Regions from separate parts of the Homo sapiens genome. Here region 2 is linked to region 1. A link is a loop called in an ENCODE intact Hi-C map of the cell type or tissue named here. Cell type or tissue: endothelial cell of umbilical vein. All regions are shown on one strand.

Evidence for each region. A loop is a pair of places that touch in the nucleus more often than their neighbours do. Peaks named below come from ENCODE experiments on the same cell type or tissue, not always from the same donor. Only the 100,000 strongest peaks of a DNase experiment are listed, where the experiment ranks them.
Region 2: it touches region 1 in a loop (9-fold over the local background); 2 of 110 quality-filtered maps call a loop at or near these places.

Annotation. Positions count from the first base shown.
Region 1 is chr10:93,285,237-93,293,236 of GRCh38, forward strand. No RefSeq gene overlaps it. Among named protein-coding and RNA genes, the nearest start is that of MYOF, 190 kb to the right of the region's middle. RefSeq lists enhancers at 3,254-4,027, 3,583-4,782, 4,337-4,837, 4,838-5,338. In endothelial cell of umbilical vein, a CTCF peak has its summit at 3,995 (motif pointing left); a DNase peak (open chromatin) is centred at 3,965; H3K27ac peaks cover 219 bases.
Region 2 is chr10:93,507,174-93,515,173 of GRCh38, forward strand. The region is part of intron 4 of CEP55 (centrosomal protein 55); the gene reads left to right. It also overlaps the pseudogene RNA5SP323. Among named protein-coding and RNA genes, the nearest start is that of CEP55, 15 kb to the left of the region's middle. RefSeq lists a silencer at 4,179-4,473. In endothelial cell of umbilical vein, no CTCF peak of the experiment used is centred here; a DNase peak (open chromatin) is centred at 4,308.

The DNA of each region.
Region 1 (8,000 bases):
TTACTAATGTCCATTTTCTTTATGGATGTAAATTTCTTTTATAAAATGACAGCTTTTCAGAGCTACTGCTGTGCCTGCAGTTTCTCAGAATAAGCAGCTCAAAATATGCCAAAGAAGTATATTTTGGGGTGGCATATTCTGGTCTCCTACAGTCATATTTTGGGGTGGTGTGTCCCAAGGCCCAATAGGTGTGAGTGGTGTCTGGGCTGGGGGTGTTGGGGGTGCCTCCAGTGGAGTTAAGACTGAAAGTTACAGCATCTTAGAAGGCCAAAGGTCAAGGCATTGGGGGTATCCCCATAAGTGATGACAGGCAAGAGTGTGTCAGGTACCAAAGTCTTCCAGGAACAATGGCAAGGAGGGCAGAGGAGGGTGGTGATGAGGATGAGGGGAGAACTTCGTAAGTGATTGTGAAGACTTCCGATTTGAAGAGGTGGGACAGTGGTGATGGTTTAGTGACTTGGAGGAGAAAGAGGAAGCCTCAACCTTTTCTTTTTAGAGGCAGTAAGAAATACTGAGGCTTTGAGTATCAGTGTTATAGACTGAATGTGTCCCCCCAAATTATTATTATTATTTTGAGATGGAGTTTTGCTCTTGTTGCCCAGGCTGGAGTGCAATGGTGTGATCTCAGCTCACTGCAACCTCCGCCTCCCAGGTTCAAGCAATTCTCCTGCCTCAGCCTCCCCAGTATCTGGGATTACAGGCACCTGCCATTGTGCCTGGCTAATTTTTTGTATTTTTAGTACAGATGGGGTTTCACCATGTTGGCCAGCCTGGTCTCAAACTCCTGACCTCAGGTGATCCGCCCGCCTTGGCCTCCCGAAGTGCTGGAATTACAGGCATGAGCCACCGTGCCTGGCCTGTCCCTGCCCCTGCCCCCAACCCCCCCATTCATAAGTTGAAATCCTAACCCCCAGTGTGACAGTATTGGGAAGTGGAGCCTTTGGGAGGTGATTAGGCATGAGGGTGCAGCCCTCATGGATGAAAGGAGTGCCCTTATACGAGGGACCACAGAGAGCCCACAGCAGCTTTAAGCTAGAAGAGCTCTCAGGTCATCCAGTCTAATAGAGGGGAAAAAGGAGGCCCCAAAATGCCACAGATGAGGGAAGATGAGGGAGTTCCAGTGGGGTCATGCTGTTTAGGGCTCTGCTGGAAGCTACACGAGAGAGGGAGTGCAGTGGGGAAATGGTCAAAAGTTGTGTCCAGAGTGGACGGGCTATAGTCAAATCCTGGTTCTCTTATTAGCACAGGGCCTAAAACTCAATAGATGTGAGTTATTGTTATAATTATTATTACTTCAACAGAGGACTAGAAATAGGTTAAGGAGGGCTCTGGAAATGACTGGGAGTGATCCCAGAATCTGCAAGGTCCACAGCCAGGCCTCACATTGGGTAGGTAGGGGTGTGTGTGTGTGTGTGTGTGTTCGTGTGTGCACATGTGTTGGAGGAGTGGGCCTTGTCTCTTTCCAGGTGCACACAGGGGGCGTAAAGCTTGTCTTCTAAGTATGGGTGACATTCTAATGAGCCAAATGAACATGCTATTGGCAAGTGAGTGTTCCTTGTTCATTTGCTTTTGATCTGAGTCCCAGGCACTGGCCTCCCTCTTTAGTGAAAGGGATGCGCAAATTCTGTTTCATCTCCAGTTTCCAAGCTTGGCAGAAGCCCTCTGCCTGGAAATTGCCTTACTCTGCAGTTGACAGTGCTTACTTACCTCTGCATGCTCAGGGTCTGATAGAGACTGGGTGCTCTCAGGCTGGGCGCAGTGGCTCATGCCTGTAATCCCAGCACTTTGGGAGGCTGAGGCGGGCGGATCACTTGAGGTCAGGCGTTTGAGACCAGCCTGACCAACATGGTGAAACTCTGTCGCTACTAAAAATATGAAAATTAGCCAAGCGTGGTGGCAGGTGCCTGTAATCCCAGCTACTCGGGAGGCTGAGGCAGGAGAATCGCTTGAACCCAGGAGGTGGAGGTTACAATGAGCCAAGATCGTGCCCTGGCACTCCAGCCTGGATGACAGAGCAAGACTGTCTCAAAAAAAAAAAAAAAAAAAAAAAAAAAAGTGGGTGCTCTCTAGTTGTTCAGTCAGTGAATGAATATGCCTTCATGTCTTCCGGTGAGGAGATGGCTCTCTCACCACCTCTACCTTGGGTTGGCTGTATGGGGTTAAGTAAGGAGGAATTTGACAAATGGGGGTTTAAATCCGACATTTATCATTTACTACCTGTGACTTTCTCCAAATCATTTAACTTCACAGAGCCTCAAATTGCTCATCTATAAAACGCCAATAATTATTTCACCTTAGGATTCAGTGATAAGTGGCTGTAACGTTCTCAGCATCATGTCTGCCTGGCATGGCACTCTTGGTAATGATGAGTATATCTTATTGTCATCATAGAGCTGGGTATGACAGCAGGTGCAGATACGCCTTCTCTTTATTTATTTAAAGCTGAGTGCCTCTCTTGTCCCACATTCTAGAAAGTGCTAGGGATAGAAGACATTCTCCCTGCTTCCCACTTCGTATCCACTTGATTTGGTGCTTCAGTGAAAGAAAAGCCAAGCAAACCTTTCCTTGATTCCAACCCTGAGGTGCCTTCAGCCTCAGGTTTGTTTCCCCCGCAGAGCAGCCAGGTAACTGCAAACAGCCCTGGTGTTTTGGGGTGCTCATCACAAGCAGGAGAAATCCTCTGCCTGGAAATTACTTTAATTTGCAGTTGACAAAAAGGTAAATTGCTGGCATTTTTTGCTTGGAGCCTGGAATGTAACCTTGCATGGCTGCCCCAGACATTCCAGGTGGCAGCTTCCATTAGCCAGCCCAGATTTCTAGCTTAAAGGAGGGGGAGAAAAAGAACTTCAGTAATTTTGCAAGGGCAAACCCCTCAATCATTATTTAATTCTGCCAATTTCTTTCCTTCTTTCTTTTCTTTTCCTTTCTTTTTCTTTCTTTCCTTCTTTCCTTCTTCCTTTCTTTCCTTTCTTTCTTTCTCTTTCTTTCTTTCTCTCTCTCTTTCTTTTTTTTTCTCTCTCTCTTTCTTTCTTCTTCCTTTTTTTTTTTTTTTTTTTTGAGGCAATCTTGATCTGTTGCCCAGACTGGAGTGCAGTGGTGCGATCTCAGCTCACTGCAAACTCTGCCTCCCGGGTTCAAGCGATTCTCCTGCCTCAGCCTCCTGAGTAGCTGGGATTACAGGTGTGCGCCACCACGCCCAGCTAATTTTTGTATTTTTAGTAGAGACGGGGTTTCACCATGTTGGTCAGGCTGGTCTCGAACTCCTGACCTCGTGATCTGCCTGCCTTGGCCTCCCAAAGTGCTGGGATTACAGGCGTGCACCACCATGCCTGGCTAATTTTTGTATTTTTAGTAGATACGTGGTTTCACCAGGTTGGTCAGGCTGGTCTTGAACTCCTGACCTCGTGATCTGCCTGCCTCGGCCTCCCAAAGTGTTGGGATTACAGGCGTGAGACACCGCGCCTGGCCAATTCTACCAATTTCTATTCCTTCAAGTTCCCTGCCACTCCTGTCCGTATGTACAGCAGAGCCAATATGGACATCCCGTCACAAGGTCTGTTTTCCTTTGCTTAACCTTCAATCCTGTATTATGACAGTCTGCAGGCTTGTAATTTTTCGTTGCATGAGAGACTCCTTCCTGTGATCTACCACTGTTTGATTTGCGACTCGCTATGGGTCATGAGAGCAGGCCCTTCTGTTTTATTCCTTTGCAGGATAACTGGGATGCGGTAGGCTTTTAGTACATAATTGTTGAAGGAATGAAGGGGCGAATGAATGCGTGAGTTCCAGCGTTTCCCAAGGCCAGAGCGTTTTTGTCTGTCTAGTCATAGATTTCCATAGCATTCCAGAAGGAAGGGCATCGTTTAGATGCGGTGCTGGTCGCCTTCCACTTAAAATATGTCCCAGAGATGCCTGTCTGGGGTGGGGTTCCATGGAATGCAGACTGAATGGAATGCCTTTTAGGCCCGGTGAGAACCTGAGGCCACTGCTGCCATCTTGTGGACAGTATTTGAAACACAGGAGACGTGATGGCCGTTTCTCCCAAAGAAACCTTGGCTGATTCTATTACATGATGAAATATTCTCCTTAGCAGTGCATTAGGCCATGTTACCAGACCCATCCTTAACCTATTTGTATTCCTCTGTTGAAATAATAATAATATAATAACAACAACAACAATAACTCCCATTTGCTGAGTTTTAGGCACTGTGCTAGTAAGAGAACCAGGATTTGACCTCATCCCATCCACTCTGGACCCAACTTTTGGCCATTTCCCCACACTCTTTCGTTTTTTGAGTTCTTTCTCTTCTTTCCCTTCCAACTCTCTACTGTGATTATGTATCAGTCCCTGTAGTCACATCTTGTCTCAATGATTTGCTTATGTGTTTGCCTTTCCAACAAGACAGTGACCACCTTGATGACTGGTCAGAGCTGTTGAGTACAGGGATTTCATTGACCTCTGTGCACCAACTATGCACCAGGCCCTGTGCTAGATTAGGAGTGTGTGAACACACGTCAAACTGGACTGTAGGCCTTCCCAGTGTACGTGTGCAGGGTGTGTATAAAGCCATGGGAGAGACGTGGAGTGTGTTTCTGGAATATATTATAATTGAAGATGGACAAAGGCAGTGGTGGAGAGATTGGTAATTTAATTAGTTATTTACAACCTCGTTTTTATATAAACCGGCCTCCCCAGCACTGCTCAGGTGAACCTTAACCATTATTATTATTTTTTTGAGACAGAGTTTCGCTCTTGTTACCCAAGCTGGACTGCAATGGCGCAATCTCAGCTCACTACAATCTCCACATCCCGGGTTCAAGCGATTCTCCTGCCTCAGCCTCCTGAGATCACAGGCGTGCACCACCATGCCTCGCTAAGTTTTGTATTTTTTAGTGGGAATGGGGTTTCACCATGTTAACCAGGCTGGTCTGGAACTCCTGACCTCAGATGATCTGCTCGCCTCGGCCTCCCAAAGTGCTGGGATTATAGGCGTGAGCCACCGCGCCCAGCCAACCATTATTGAATTTATATGTACAGACATTTCTTTGCTACTTACCCTGGAGCACTTGACACAGAGTTGCTTGAATGTGAAGCAATTTATTTGCAGCTGGGGATGTAAAGGGTGGAGGAGAAATAGCCTCTCTCTTTGAGACTCTCTGGAATGGAAGGGAACACAAAGTGAATATCACATATGCCATATAGCCTCTATTTTAAGTTGGACTGCCCCCAACGTATCCTCTGTGTTGGATGAAGAAAACACAGGCAGTTTTCATTTGAGGCAGTACTAGACAGAATCAAAGCTGATTAAAGTAAAAAGATTGTGAAATGGAATGCAAGAATTAGAATAAATGTATAAATTAAAGCAAGGCTTTCAGAAAGCTTTAAACCTCCAGGCAAAACCTAAAGGTTTTTAGTCAATTTCCCTTTGTATTGGGCTATTTGGGTAAAAGTTCACCAAGGGTCATATGTCATGCCAGTATATAAAGCAATGTCACACAGAGTGACTGAACTCAGGGTAGCCATCTTTTCTCCTTGATTCAAGACCTGAGTATGGCGCACTCATCACTGGTCAGGCACAAGGCCAGATGCTTCAGGGACAGGGAAAGAAGAGGACAGAGTCTCTGTTCCTGTTGGGGGCTGGCAGGTTTCCCAGCTTTAAGTACCAGCATCACCGGTACCACCTGTACTGTACCAGTAACAACACCTATAAGGGCTAAAGACAAAATGGAGAGACAAGAGATACAGAGAGGAAAGCAGCAGAGGGAGGAGAGGGTGGGAGAGGAAGAGCAGAGTGAGGGGATGGATTCTAGAGGAGGTGACAGAGATGACTCAGACACCTTAGAGGAGGCCTGGACTCAGCTCAAACAGAAGTGTCCTCTTCGGGCCCTTCTAAAATGCCTGGCAGCAACCAATGTCCCATGACTGTCCCCAGCAGCCCGCGAAGTTACTGCCCTTTGTGACTGCAAGGAGGTCTGATTGCTGGACCTGCATGGTGTGTGTCCCCAGCACTGGCATGTTTGTTCTGAGGTCAGGAGTACTGCAGAGAAAGCAGTCTCACTAGTATTCATATTTTTCCATCATCATGCTGTCTGAATGTGCCAGCCTTCTGGACAGAGAAGCTTGGCTTGTGACCGGGTCGGGAGTGAGAAAAGGGCATGAATGATGGCCCCCTCAAGTGAGGGAAAGCTTCTGAAACAAGCATGCCTGCAGGAGCCTGAGCGAGTATGTGCATGTGGCACTGGCATGGACCCACTTCTGCGCAGAGGTGGCGTGGCTTCCACCCAGGTGTGACCTCTGGATGCCACCCCCACCTGCATGCTGGGCTCACAGAGATGTCCCCCGGCAGCAGCAAAGGGCCTGGAGGCCCGTCCTCCCTGAGAGCAGAGCTTTGATCTTTTCACCATCAGGATCATTATCAAACGTCTCAGGGAAAGGAAAAATATTTGGGAAAGAATTTAAAAGCTGTACTCTTTGAAATAGGTATGAATGCCAGCCATCTCAGCATAGTTCTTCAAAGGACTGCTTTTGTAGTATTCTCTGACTTTTATTAAAAGCTGTTATGGGAAACATTTCTGCCCTCTACAAATATACAAATAAGAACAACAAGGGTGGGCACGGTGGCTCACTCCTGTAATCCCAGAACTTTGGGAGGCCAAGGCAGGTGGATCACCTGAGGTCAGGAGTTCAAGACCAGCATGGTCAACATGGTGAAACCCCGTCTCTACTTAAAATACAAAAATTAGCTGGGCAGGGTGACGGGTGCCTGTAATCCCAGCCACTTGGGAGGCTGAAGCATGAGAATTGCTTGAGCCTGGGAGGGGGAGGTTGCAGTGAGCTGAGATCACACCATTGCGCTCCAGCCTGAGCGACAGAGTAAGACTCTGTCTCAAAAAAAAAAAAAAAATAAGAAGAACAGTGAATATTAATGGGAGCTTCACAAATGTAGGACCTGCGCTAAGATCCTGATGAGCCATTTCTGTCACTTTTGGTATAATAACTTTTTTTCTGAAGGCCTGTATGTTTTTACAATGAACCCTAAAATCTGAGACAGGTCTCAGTCAATTTAGGAAGTTTATTTTGCCAAAGTTAAGGATGCGTGCCCAATACACAGCCTCAGGAGTTCCTGACGACATGTGCCCAGGGTGGTCAGAGCACAGCTTGGTTTTATCCGTTTTAGGAGACATGAGACATGAATTAATATATGTTTCCATTCAGAAAGGCAGGACAACTCAAAGTGGGAAGGGCCAGATCATAGGTAGTTAAGAGATTGGCAAAATAAACTTTCTGTTTTTTTTTTTTTTGTTTTTTTTTTTTTTTTTTTTTTTTTTTTGTTGTTGTTGTTGTTTTTGGAGATGGAGTCTTGCTCTGTCGCCCAGGCTGGAGTGCAGTGGCATAATCTTGGCTCACTGCATGCTCCGCCTCCCGGGTTCACGCCATTCTCCTGCCTCAGCCTCCCGAGTAGCTGGGACTACAGGTGTCTGCCACTACGCCTGGCTAATTTTTTTGTATTTTTAGTAGAGATGGGGTTTCACCGTGTTAGCCAGGATGGTCTCGATCTCCTGACCTTGTGATCTGCCCGCCTCAGCCTCCCAAAGTGCTGGGATTATGGGTGTGAGCCACCGAGCCCGGCCACAAAATAAACTTTCTAAATAGACTGAGACCTGTCTCAGATATTTGGGGTTCACAAGACAAAGGTTGCATTCTTTTGAGTTTCTAATGAGACTTTTCAAAGGAGGCAACCAGATATGCATTTATCTCAGCAGAGGGATGACTTTGAGTTCTGTCTGTCCTTTGTCCACAGCAAATTTCCTTGTGACGGAGGTATGTAGCTTTTTTATCTTAGTAGATATCTTTTATTTATTTATTTTTTTGGATGGAGTCTCACTTTGTCTCCCAGGCTGGAGTGCAGTGGCGTGATCTTGGCTCACTGCAAACTTCACCTCCCAGGTTCAAGTGATTCTCCAGCCTCAGCCCCCTGAGTAGCAGATGCCCACCACCA
Region 2 (8,000 bases), 220 kb after region 1:
ATTTAAGTCTCTTTCTATACATTCGAGAATCATTTCTTCTAAGCATAGTCCCTTTTTTTTTTTTTTTTCCTGAGGCAAAGTCTCGGTCTGTTGCCCAGGCTGGAGTGCAGTGGCATCTTGGTTCACTGCAACCTCTGTCTCCTGGGTTCAAGCAGTTCTACCTCAGCCTCCTGAGTAGCTGGGATTACAGGCACGAGCCACCACACTCCGCTAAGTTTTTGTATTTTTAGTAGAGATGGGGTTTCACCATGTTGGCCAGGCTGGTCTCAAACTCCTGACCTCAAGTGATCTGCCCACCTCAGCCTTTCAAAGTGCTGGGATTACAGCTGTGAGCTACCATGCCCGGCATCATGGTCTCTGTAGGGTAGACAGCCCTAGAAATTATCACTGCCACCAAATACCTCAATAACATCCCTTTTCTATCTAAATCTAATTTCCCTAATTTGCCCAATCATTTTATTGTTTCTTGTTTTTTCAGTATTTTTCTCTTTTTGAGATGGAGTCTTGCTCTGTTGCCCAAGCTGGAATGGACTGGTGAGATCTCAGCTCACTGCAGCCTCCACCTCCCAGGTTCAAGTGACTCTTCTGCCTCAGCCTCCCAAGTACCTGGGATTACAGGCACCCACCACCACGCCCGGCTAATTTTTATTTTTAGTAGAGATGGGGTTTCACCATGTTGGCCAGGCTGGTCTTGAACTCCCGACCTCAGGTGATCTGCCTGCCTCGGCCTCCCAGAGTGCTGGGATTACGGGCGTGTGCCACTGTGCCTGGCCTCCATTTTATTCTTATAATGTAATTTAATTTGTAGTATCTTCTCTTTTGGTTTATCCATGCAAGATGCTCTCTTTGGTTTGAATACTTCTCTTGAAACTAAGGTTTGCTTTCGTAGGTTGAAAAGGAAACGTTCTTTGTACACTCAGTACTTCCTTTCTCTAGAATTTGGTATGAGGTTATTTTAGTTATACAGTAAAGCTGTATTATTGCAAACTGATAAATGGATTGGTGGGTTTTATTGGGAATGGAATAAATTGAGGACACAGGACTGCTACTTACAGTGTATTTTTTTCAAGTTTTAGAGATATGAAGTATAAAGTTTCTGACTTAAGTATTAGGTCAGTATGTTGGTATTTTGGTTCCAAAAATATTACTGGCATGTCTATCCTGATATAAGCATGTTCTTAAGATTTCTGTTTTACTTCATCTATCAAGTATCCTTTGAAGTCTTTTTGATCTTCAAAAGAAGAATTTAAATCTCCTGGATGTCTAGCCAGGTGCCAAGTACTCTTATCAGAATACGTAATTTACCTAGAGGTAACTGGAATGAAAAGGAAAAGTTCTATGTCTTATTACACTGAAGTTTGTTATTCTATGTATATCCATACCTATGCATTAGATGCACATATTTAGAAATATCTTACACAGCTCCTGCATTCCACTTTATTTACTCCACCTGCACCACAATGGCTTTCCAGCTACTCCTTGAATAAACCACCTTTTCTCTTTCTGTTCCCTCTGCCTGGGACACTCTTCCCCAGATATCTTCATGATTTCCTCCCTACCTCATGCAGGTTTTTATTTAAATGCCACTTTCTTGGGGTTGGGGGAGGACAGAATGGGGGCTGCCTGACCACTTTGTCTAAAATTATAGCTCCCAGACAATTCCTATTCTTTTCTCCTGCTTTTCCCTCCTCATCACATTCTACAGCTAAATTTACAATCTATTTAACTTCTCTTGTTTAATGTTCAACCTTTCCATCAGAATAGAAGTCATATGAAGGAAGGATTTTTGCATGTTTTGTACATTGCTATATCCTCAGTGTCTAGAACATTTGAAAGAATGACTGGATGGAATCTTGGGAAGTTTCTTGAATTTTACTGGTGTCTCTTCTAGAAAAGTACCTGAAAATAGATGCCATTATCTTAAGCTTACATGTGCTTTTTAGGCATCTCAGTGCTAACTGCTTCAGATATCACCTGAGGGTATTTTTAGATAATGATGATTCTTTTTTATGAAATTAACTTTGAAATACTACATATGTAAGCCCAAGCTTTTTGTTCTATCTTCTCAGCTTATTTAAGGGTCACATTGTGCTTGTCTCCTCTGTCTTAGAAAGGCGTTTATACAAATGGGGTAAAATTTAACCCAACTCTTCTACAAATGGTGGTCTAGACTGAGCAAGATTCACAGACTCTAATATACTAGGTCTGGGGTAGTGCCTGAGTTTTCTGCATTTCCAGTAAACTCCTAGCTGCTGCTGCTGCTGGCCCTTGGACCACGCTTTGAGAACCATTAACATTATTATTATTATTATTATTATTATTATTATTTTGAGATGGAGTCTCACTCTGTCACTCAGGTTGGAGTGCAGTGGCGCGATCTTGGCTCATTGCAACCTCCGTCTCCTGGTTTCAAGTGATTCTCATGCCTCAGCCTCCTGAGTAACAGGGATTACAGGTGCGTGCCACCATGCCCAGCTGATTTTTGTACTTTTAGTAGAGACAGGGTTTCGCCATGTTGGCCAGGCTGGTCTCCAACTCCTGACCTCAGATGACCCACCTGCCTCAGCCTCCCAAAGTGCTGGGATTACAGGTGTGAGTCATTACACCCAGCCAGAACTTATATTTGAGGAGCAAGAAGTGGTTTAGCTCTGGTTTTCCCTTTGGAATTTCAGCAAATCTTTGAGACCAGGGGGAAAATTGTAGTTGGAGGACTTAGGGAACATGGAAAGAGACATCTCACTTCTTGCAGCACCGACACTGGCACATTATTTGGCTTTTGAGAGCTCAGCAGTTCTAGTTCCATCACCCTCTCAAAGTTCGCAGAAACTTCCTGTAGAAGCTTACCCACGTATTTTCAGAATTAGTATTTGTTATATTTAAATAAGCCCTAAAAGCTACGTACAGCTTCTTTAGGCCCAGTTGTATCATTGTTCAGTTACCATTTCGCTCTGGCCGACAGTTGAAATAATTACGTAGAGTTAATGTCGTAAGCATTGTCAAATGTCAGTACTTTTAGTATTTATTTAAGCATTATGTTAGTATAAACTAGACAAACCAAATAGCCAAAAGACAGTTTTAATAGGCGTTTCTTGCTCTTAAATTCAAATATCCGAATTTTAAGCATAGAACTTAGGGAAGATAAATAATAATTGTTTTAAAATTATTTTGTCTGCAAACATTCAAATTAACAGAAAAGTTACAAGAATGAGTATGATAACATATAATAACATATAACGCCCATATCCCCTTTACTAAAATTCAACCGTTGTTAACATGTTACCCCATTTTGCACTCTGTTTTTCCTCTTTCAACCCTCACCCACACACATATACATGTAGTATTTTTTTCTGAACCATTTGAGAATGAATTGTACATATCCACAGCCGTTTAAACCCATATACTTCAATGTGTGTTTGTTCTCCCATCCAAGTACTAAACAGACTCAACGCTGCTTAGCTTCCAAGATCAGCCAAGATCAGGCGCGTTCAGGGTGGTATGGCCGTAGACTTCAATGTGTATTTCTTAAGAACGAGGATACTCTTGCCCACAACTATAGCACAGATAGCAACTTTAATAAATTTAACATGGATACAATACTTCTATAATCTACCATTCCTACTGCAGTTTTGTCAATTGACCCACATTTTTTATTCCTCCAGTATAGGCTAACATTTTAATCTACGTTGGTTGGAATTTTTGTCTACAGAATATTTAGTGGATTCTTGTCAAACCTGGGCGAAGACCTTTATAGCATTCCACAGGACTTTTTTTTTTTTTTTTTTTGAGACAGAGTCTCACTCTGTCGCCGAGGCTGTAGTGCAGTGGCACGGTCTCAGCTCACTGCAACCTCTGCCTCCCTGGTTCAAGCGATTCTTCTGCCTCAGCCTCCAGAGTAGCTGGGATTACAGGCACCTGCCATTGCGCCTGGCTAATTTTTTTTTATTTTTAGTAGAGACGGGGTTTCACCATGTTGGCCAGGCTGGTCTTGAACTCCTGACCTCGTGATCTGCCTGCCTCAGCCTCCCAAAGTGCTGGGATTACAGGCGTGAGCCACCATGCCCGGACTCCACAGGACATGTTATTTTGCCCACTTTTGTTCTACATTTTTATTGGTAACTTGGAGGAAATTGTTAAATGCATGCCTAACAAACGTATAGATGACACAAAGCTGGAAGGCATATCTAATGCAATGATGTTTGACTCTAAAAACTCAAAACTAATACAATCAATATTTATGATAGCTATCAACTCCGTGTATTGATACTGATAGAAAGCCGATGCACACAGTGAGAAGAGGTGGCATAAGGAAATGTTTATTGAGGGAACATCGCCATCATGTGGCCTTTTAGAATACTACCCCTTGAATCTTCAACTAACATGTATTTTTGTTTCTCATACTTAAGTGATGTATGGTTCCTTTTTTTTTAATTAATTAATTTATTTTTTTGAGATGGAGTTTCGCTCCGTTGCCCAGGCTGGAGTGCAGTGGCACAATCTCAACTCACTGCAACCTCCACCTCCTGGGCTCAAGTGATTCTCTTGCCTCAGCGTCCGGAGTAGCTGGGACCACTGGCGCCCGCCACCATACCTGGCTAATGTTTTGTATTTTTAGTAGAGACGGGGTTTCACCATATTGGCCAGGCTGGTCTCGAACTCCTGACCTTGTGATATGCCCGCCTCGGCCTCCCAAAGTGCTGGGATTACAGGCGTGAGCCACTGCACCCAGCTGGTTCCTTTAAAAGAAAAGAAAAATAAAATAAATAAAATAAAATTGGGCTGGCGCAGTGGCTCACGTCTGTAATTCCAGCATTTTGGGAGGACAAGAAGGGCAGATCACCTGAGATCAGGAGTTCGAGACCAGCTGGGCCAACATGGTGATACCCCGTCTCTAATAAAAATACAAAAAAGCTGGGCGTGGTGGTACACGCCTGTAATCCCAGCTACTCGGGAGGCTGAGGCAGGAGAATTGCTGGAACCCGGGAGGCAGAGTTTCCAGTGAGCTGAAATCATGCCACTGTATTCCAGCCGGGGCCACAGAGCGAGACTCCGTTTCAAAAAAAAAAAAAATTGGCCGGGCTCAGTGGCTCATGCCTGCAATCCCAGCACTTTGGGAGGCCAAGGCGGGCAGATCACCTGAGGTCAGGAGTTGAGACCAACATGGTGAAACCCCATCTCTACTAAAAATACAAAATTAGCTGGGTGTGGTGGCGCATGCCTGTAATCCCAGCTACTCGGGAGGCTGAGGCAAGAGAATCGCTTGAACCCGGGAGGTGGAGGTTGCAGTGAGCCAAGATGGCACCATTGCACTCCAGCCTGGGCAACAAGAGTGAAACTCCGTCTCAAAAAAAAAAAAAAAAAAAAAAATTTCATGACCATTTAATTTTGACTTAAATTATTTGTATTAAAATACTACTTAAATGTGGACAAATGTAAAATTTAGTATAAAATTAGGTATCTTTAGTATCTAACACACTATAATTTATAGGTATTTGGATATACATGTGCATTGTGAGTCATACAGTGCTTCCTCTCTTATCAAGTAAATTTAAATCTGATCCTGGGTTTCTCATGAGTCCTTTCTTTTGAAAGATGCATAGGTTCTGAGTAAGAACCTCACTGGGGATGGCAGTGGAGCTGAATAAGAGAGTGACTACTGCAGCCTGTTTTAAGATAGGCCAAGAATCCTAGCAATCTTCTCAACTGTACTAAGTTCACTGATTATTTTTCCCAACTTTTATGATTATTTTTCCCAATTTTTATTACGAAAAATGTCAAACATACACAAAAGTTAAAAGAAAATACATTGAACAATCATATATCTACCACGAAGTTTCAATAAGACAGACTCTTTAAATCAAAAATCAAATTACTACAGTGAAAACAGCCATCCACAGAGCTTTACACTATTGACGATATATAATACAAAATGGATATACAATATCTCCACTTGACAAATGGACTCTTAAGCCATGTAAAGAGGACTACTGTTCCCTAATGGATGCAGAGAGAAAAGTGTCTGGTAAAGTGGCTGAGGCTCCTGGGCTAAGTCTTTGATTTTAGAGACTGTTTCTGTCTTCCTAATTCATTTGCTAATTCTATAGCAAACAGACACTGAAAATCCTTTAAGTGCCATACCCAGGAGCTTTGCTCAAGAGTTTGTAGGGTGCTAGTAGAAAGAGCCTAACAAAGCTTAGAGAAACTCTCTAGACTTAATAAGAGTTTCCATACATGTAGATCTTTCTGGATATGGGACTCAATCAATGTCTTTAAAGGATGGAAATTCTTACCGGAAAGCAGTTGCCCTGATAGACACCCAAAACCTTTAAGCTCCTTATGTCCTCTTCATTGTGGAACTAGAGGTCTGGAAAGAGTGGCTGCTATAAAAGGAAACACTATATTGTATTGTCAGATTGAAATTAAATAGAAGAATTTTATCTATGCATAATAGATCATTTTAAGAGCTACTGTGTTGTTCTCCAAATAGTAATCAGAAATCTGTATTCCACTCTTGAAAAAATGAGCTTTGCTGATACTGTTATAGGTTCTTCGAAGTTCAGATTACTATGAGCTCTGGATTTATAGCAAGTCCTCTGGTGTGAAATGAACTGGTTACAATCCCTGCCATACAAAGCTTCTGTCTTCACATGGCCTCATTCTCTATGTATATCTGTGTGTCTGCTCCTTTTTATAAGGATACTAGTCATTGGATTTAGGGCTCACCCTACTCCAGTATGGCCTCATTTTAACTAATTGCATCTGCAAAGCCTCCCCCTCCCCTTTTTTTTTTTTGAGACGGGGTCTCACTCTATTGTCTAGGTTGGAGTGCAGTGGCGCAATCTTGGCTCACTGCAACCTCCGCCTCCCGCATTCAAGTGATCTGCTACCTCAGCCTCCCAAGTAGCTGGGACTGCAGGTACGTGCCACCATGCCCGGCTAAAAAATAGAGACAGGGTTTTGCCATGTTGGCCAGGCTGGTCTTGAACTCCTGGCCTCAAGTAATCCGCCCGCCTCGGCCTCCCAAAGTGCTGGGATTACAGGTGTGAGCCACTGCCCAGCCCACAGACCCCATTTCTGAATAAGGTCATATTCTGAGGTTTCAAGTGGACATGAATTTTGGGGGACATTATTCAACTCACTGTAAGTATGAAACCCCTATACAAACAGGTGAGTGACGGCAGCTTGGAGTTTTTAATTGGGTTATAAAAGATCATATAAAGGATGAAAGTTGGTAGTAAAGAGAGAAGGTAGCTGTTAAGTTTGATCCTCTAAAGAAGACACTGAGATGATGTTAGGAGTGCAGACGGTTTATTGGGGAGCAAGATCTGTGCAAGGAAAAAGGAAGTAGTTATGCCAGGGAGACCATCAGACCATGATGAAAACCTAACAAGGTCTCTGTCACCCCATGGGGGGCTCCAGAGCAGAGAGTGCTGAAAAGCAGAGTCCTCGTTGGGCAGCAATAGTTAGGCACTTGTTCAGTTGTTGGCTGGGGCCAATCCAGCTCAGCTCAAAAGCTGACAGGGACTTGAAGGAATTAACAGATGGAGGCTGTCAGCTAATCAGCTAATCACTCACCATGCAGCTGGGCAGAGATCCTCTTTTTTTTGTTTGTTTTTTTGAGAGACGCAGTTTCACTGGAGTTTCCAGGCTGGAGTGCAGGGGCATGATCTCAGCTCACTGCCACCTCCACCTCCCGGGTTCAAGTGATTCTCCTGCCTCAGCCTCCTGAGTAGTTAGGATTACAGGCACGCGCCACCATGCCTGGCTAATTTTTGTATTTTTATTAGAGACAGGGTTTCACCATGTTGGCCAGGCTGGTCTTGAACTCCTGACCTCAGGTGATCCACCACCCTCGGCCTCTCAAAGTGCTGGGATTACAGGCGAGAGCCACCGCACCCAGCCAGCTGGGCAGGGCTCTTGAAGGGGGATTCTGAGCAGTTCATCTCCATGTCTGTCATAAAACGTGTTTTAGTTTACAGAGAATGACATATACGCACACACAA